Linked DNA regions of Homo sapiens: region 1 is linked to region 2. A link is an interaction called in ENCODE POLR2A ChIA-PET data of the cell type or tissue named here. Cell type or tissue: MCF 10A. All regions are shown on one strand. Links, peaks and the distances in the headings refer to the core of each region. The heading gives the core; the rest is flanking DNA.

Evidence for each region. ChIA-PET counts read pairs that join two places held together with the same protein. Peaks named below come from ENCODE experiments on the same cell type or tissue, not always from the same donor. Only the 100,000 strongest peaks of a DNase experiment are listed, where the experiment ranks them.
Region 1: POLR2A ChIA-PET joins it to region 2 with 5 read pairs; 3 of 35 experiments call an interaction of 5 or more read pairs at or near these places.

What each region holds. Positions count from the first base shown.
Region 1 is chr4:73,733,273-73,736,194 of GRCh38, forward strand. No RefSeq gene overlaps it. Among named protein-coding and RNA genes, the nearest start is that of CXCL8, 5.8 kb to the right of the region's middle. In MCF 10A, for the core only: no CTCF peak of the experiment used is centred there; no DNase peak of the experiment used is centred there.
Region 2 is chr4:73,855,267-73,858,188 of GRCh38, forward strand. No RefSeq gene overlaps it. Among named protein-coding and RNA genes, the nearest start is that of PF4V1, 3.4 kb to the left of the region's middle. In MCF 10A, for the core only: no CTCF peak of the experiment used is centred there; a DNase peak (open chromatin) is centred at 1,455.

The DNA of each region.
Region 1 (2,922 bases), core at 277-2,776, 120 kb before region 2:
ATAGCATCTGTGAGTGGTGATTTCCTCCTTCCTGGTTTAGGGACCACATGGAGTGATTTAATATAGACAAGTAAGGTGATGCAGTCAAAAAACATTCTAAATGAGTTTTGAGATAAATGCTAGATGAGAGAATAAGCCACCTAAAAATGAAAAGGGCTCAAATCTGGAAATCAGACAATTTGGGGGCACCAGGTTATACTGAAAGAGATAAAGAAGTTTTATGTCCTTATTTTGCCATAAATTTGAGGAATGCTGAGAGATTGGCCAGTATCTCAAAACTCATACACAATCTGAATTATTTTTTAATTTTGTTTTCTTTTTATGTGAAATAATTATGTAGCTTTTCTTGAATATATCTATTTTGGGGAAATGAAGAGAATTATGGAAGAACTAAAATGTAACCCTTCTCTTCAGCCTCCTTTTGCCATTGACACTGCTTTTCAGTAGATTTGTGAAGGAGGCTACCTCAGTTGAAAGTAGTACTCAGTTTTGATCTTTTTCTAGATGGATTTGGGTCTTACTCTTATAGGTCACAAGAATATGAAAGGTCACTCAAATCTTGCCTTTATATACCATGAGTGTTCTCTTCCTCCTCATTCTGCTCCTTATCCATCTCCACTTTCTCTTTTGAAAACTTCAAAAAACGTTTTCTGAATTCTGTCCAGGACATATCCAGAAAGAGCAGGCACCATTCAGAAAATGCCACTTCTCTTTCAATTGATTTGACTTAAAGGTAGTACACATAGGATTAGCTCATTATTGTCAAATGTAATACCTCCAACTTACCCTTTACTGATTTTAGCCCTTAGGGGTTTATAAGGGAGTTCAGTAAACTCCCTGAAACTTCATGCCAGCATTCATCCTTGAGGCTGAGCAGAAGGTATAAAACTTTCATTATATTTTCAAAGACTTAAATGGTTAAAGTAAGAAAGGTTAAGAACCACTGAGATAATACTTAAAATGGAAGCTAAACTGTTTTAGTCTTAGCACAGTCAACGTTAATTAGACAAAACCTATAGAACACCATTTATATTCACTCTCTGGCCTCCAGAAACAGTGTGTGGTCCCTTGGAGTCTCCACAGTTCTGTGAAATGCAGTTGATGGGAAAGAGCAAGCAGCAGAGCCTCTCCCCCAGTGGTGGACTTCAGTTGCCAGGACTTCCCGCATGCTGCTCACCATCCTTTATGCCACTGTATCCTAACCTGTTATTTCTTACCCTTGCCTTCAAGGAGCCTAGAAGATATCGGATGGTTAATTCACCAGTGGAATGAAACTGCTGTTTGGCTGCACAGTTTACTGCTTTATCTATCCACCACTGCTAAATTAGAGCACTAACTAAAACTGTATTTTCCATGCTAAGTTCTTCTCTGTTCATGGAAATAAAATAATTGTCCCCAAGGGAGAACAAAAACAAAGATAAGCATTTTCGTTTTCTTTCGTTGACATTGTTCTTGTTTGGATAGGTTGCAAGAACTGGGAAATTTCTGCTTTCATTCAAGAAATGTTTGTAGAACATTGTTACATGCAGGCACTAATCTGGAAGCTGGAACACAGTCTAAATAAAGCAGTTGTAGTCTCTGATTTTGTGGAATTTCCAGTCAAGTGGGTGAGACAAATATCAATAAATGGTTACACAAATGGGTGGAGAGCTCATCATTTCAATGGAATCCATCAATGTGGAATGTCTATGTGGGTTAAACTTTGTCTTAAATACTTCAGTCACCCCAAGGCCAAAGTGAGGAGAAAGATGCAGTTAAGATGAAGCTCATATTGTGAAACAAAAACTTTAAAAATAAAAGTTTTAGGAGAGTTGTGAGAAACAAAATATAGAAATTATAGCATAGTAACTGCTTTTTTTCCCTAAGTCACTTTCTTCAAGTTGCTAAGAGTTTTATCTCAACTGAGCTTTTAAAAATTTTACATCTATTTATAAAAATAATAGATCAAAATAATAAAGAAACTTTTGAGAAAATAAGAAAAACATCACTACATATCACTACAGAATCATAACCACCTTTGAATCAGCATGAAAACTTTTCTTTTTTTCCCTTAGTCATTTGACTTATTGCTTGGTGTGAGTCTTGTTTACCACAAGACACAATTAAATGCACGCATCAGTTCAGTCATTTCTAACATAGCAACTTCCCTTTTTGCCAAGTGATCTCATTTCCTATTTTTTTGGAAAGAAATACTAGTAACATGTAACGTGATCACTGCCATGTCAAAGATACATTTTTTTTGTAAACATTGGAGTAAATAATGCCTAAGTGTTTTAGAATAAATCTAATAAAGAAATTAGGTCTACACATAATTTTGTTTTACTTTTTTTTTTTTTTCTTGCGACAGGCTCTCTGTCACCCAGGCTGGAGTACAGTGGCATGATAACAGCTCCCTGCAGCCTCGACCTCCCTGGCTCAAGTGATCTTCCCACCTCAGCCTCCTGAGTAGCTGGGACTACAGGCATGCACCACCACGCCCGGCTAATATTTGTATATTTTTGTAGAGACAGAGTTTCATCATGTTGCCCAGGCTAGTCTTGAACTCCTGGGCTCAAGTGCTCCACCTGAATTGGCCTTCCAAATTACAGGCATAGCCACCACAGTGAGCCCTTTTTTTTTTTTAATAAATTTAACAAAGAAAAGAAATAGCTACAAGTAAATATTTACTTTTTTTTTTCATATTGAAGATTGGCTGATCTTAGCCTTTCTAAGTCCTTAATAAATGCCTGTTTACACAACTGGTGTCTTCCCCTAAACCTAAACTTCAAACTTCAAACTCCAAACTCCACCGATTTGGATAGTATTAGAAATGGCATTCATATTAATGGTTATAGTACATTTTTTTACATGTGAATGCAAATGGAATTGTTAGGCATTAAAAAAGAAAGCTTATATAGTGGAAGAAAATAAAGCATCTAGACA
Region 2 (2,922 bases), core at 333-2,832:
TAGTGCAATTTTAACCTAATGTGACAATGTGTACAGATAGGATTAAGATCTATGATAAAATACAGATGGTACAGTTCAATCTCTGTGGTGGGCTGGAAGGGAGGGAGGTACCTAGGATGACAAATTGATTAAAATAAACAAAATTTACAGAGACTTGTGAATATCATCTAAAATTTCCACATCCACATTGCAAATTAGTATTATTCCTATTATAGAGATGAGGTGACAGTCTTGGGAAGGACGCAGCTTGTTCAGAGGCTGAGCAGATCATTCTGACTCCCTACTTCCTGCTCTTGCTTTCACATTGTGCTGTCTTTCACACAGGAAAGTGGCATGTTAGCGAATTCCATGAACTAGCTGTTGAAGGTGGAGTAGGAATTTGTTGGCGGGGGGGGGCAGGCGGGCAATGGGAAGACTGGAACTGCCTCAAGATAAATAACAAGTAGAAAGACACAAGATCATTTTAAGTCATTTGCATGTTTGTACAACAGTTCATAGCACTGCAGGGTTGGAGTATCTATGGGGAGAGAGAATGAACAAGGGTCTCCCAACCAGTTTTTGCCCACTTAGTGTTTTTTATCTTCAGTATAACTTAATGTACTACCACCCAAACTATCTTTCCAAAACCCAAATATTTCATTTCCCTGAATAAAATATTCAAGATCCGAAGTCCTTAACCTGGCATCCCAGGCTGCGCTACACTCACTTTCCCTCTGTGCCTTAGTTTTCATATGTGTGAAATGAGGACATTATGAGTGTCTAACTTTATGGATTGATTATCTTAAGGACTAAACAGAGGATGCATGCAAAACATTTGGCACAGTTCCTTATATACAGTCTGAGCTTAAAAATTAACAACGATTAATTGTATTATAGTATTATATTACCGGTATCAATATTTCTCTTAATGTACCATTCCAGTTAGTCTGGAGTGTTGAGTAAGAATTTTTTATTTTTTATTTTTTTGTAAGACAGTGTCTCACTCTGTTGTCCAGCAACCTCTGCCACCCAGGTTCAAGTGATTCTCATGCCTCAGCCTCCTGTGTAGCTGGGATTATAGGCAAGTGCCACCAAGCCCAGCTAATTTTTCTATTTTTAGTAGAGACAGGTTGGTCTCAAACTCCTGGCCTCAAGTGATCCACCGGCCTCAGCCTCCCAAAGTGCTTGGATTACAAGCATGAGCCACTGCGCCTGGCCTGAGTAAGGAATTTAACAGAGGGTTGTTTTTTTTTTTGTAATAGGTAGCAAAAAAAATTGCAATAGCAATGAAATTGCTCAAAACAAATGAACTTTGAAGGAGAAAATACTGGAAATCAGATGTGTGTGGTGTGATTTTGTTTTTGCTGCTTTCCTTTTTGTTGCCTGTCTCAAACAGCATACTTAGCTTTATTTAATAATTTGTTGATGTGACTTTTAAAGGGTCAAAAGAGCAAAACAAATTTTGCCAAGTCAAACAATCCTGGAATGCTGGTGCCTCATACATTCTTGCTTCAGAATGACTTTGGTCTAACTGTCCTGAGAACACTTTTGAGTCATGTATTAATCTGTTTTGCATTGCTATAATGGAATACCTGAGGTAATTTATTAAATTAAAAAAAAAGAAGCTTATTTGGCTCACAGTTCTGCAGTCTGTACAAGCATGACACCAATGTCTGCTCAGCTTCTGGTGAGGCCTCAGGAAGCTTTTACTCATGGTGGAAGGCAAAGGGGGAGCAGGCATTTGTGATGGTTAATACTGAGTGTCAACTTGATTGGATTGAAGGATACAAAGTATTGATTCTTCACATGTCTGTGAGGGTGTGGCCAAGGAAGATTAACATTTGAATCAGTGGGCTGGGAAAGGTAGACCCACTCTTAATCTTGGTGGGCACAATCTAATCAGCTGCCAGTGCGGCTAGTATATAAGCAGGCAAAAAAAATGTGAAAAGAGAAACTGGCCTAGCCTCCCAGCCCACATCTTCCTCCCATGCTGGATGCCTCCTGCCCTCAAATATTGGACCCCAAGTCCTTCAGTTTGGGGGCTCGGACTGCTTCTCCTTCCTCCTCAGCTTGCAGACAGCCTATTGTGGGACCTTGTGATCGTGTGAGTTAATACTTAATAAACTCCCCTGTGTATATATATGTATATATTTTTTCCAGCCCAGCTGGAAAGTTAAATCTTCTGGACTACAATGTTCCTTTAATCTCAGTCTCCATCCCTGACCTGGGGTTGGAGTCTCGAGGAAAACCATGAACAACAGCTTCTGTGGTAAAGATGCCACACCAAATCGGATGTTGTCTGGATTGTTGAATATATATGGAATACACACACACACACACACACACACACATGCACACACACACATATTCCATTAGTTCTATCCCTCTAGAGAGCCCTGACTAATACAGTGTGTCACATAGTGAGAGAAAGGGAGCAAGAGAGAAGGAAGTGCCCGATTCCTTTAAATAGCCAGTTTTGTGAAGTAACAGAGTGAGAACTCATTCATTACCGTGTGGAGGGCACCAAGCCATGCATGAGAAATCTTCTCCCATGACCCAAACACCTCCCACTAGGCTCCACTTCCAACACTGGGGGCCACGTTTCAACATGAGATCTGGAGGGAACGCACATCCAAACTGTATTAAGTTACTGCCTTTATCTGCATGGGCATGGGGAGAGGGCTTTGCTCCTTGGAAAATCCCAAGCGACACAGCAACTCCCTGTTGTTGTTTCAACATTCATGGAGTAATAAAGATTCAGTGCACTTAAACTCCCCTCTAGATGGAGGCAGTCAGCATAAAATGTCCACAAATTAGGGACTTACCACATAGTCATGGTGTCTATCAATGAAACAAAACCATCAAAGGACATTTTGACCTTGCAAGTTGTTCTGTATTTTTATTATTGCTTTTTTTCCTTCTAAGACCTTTGTGGTAAAATAA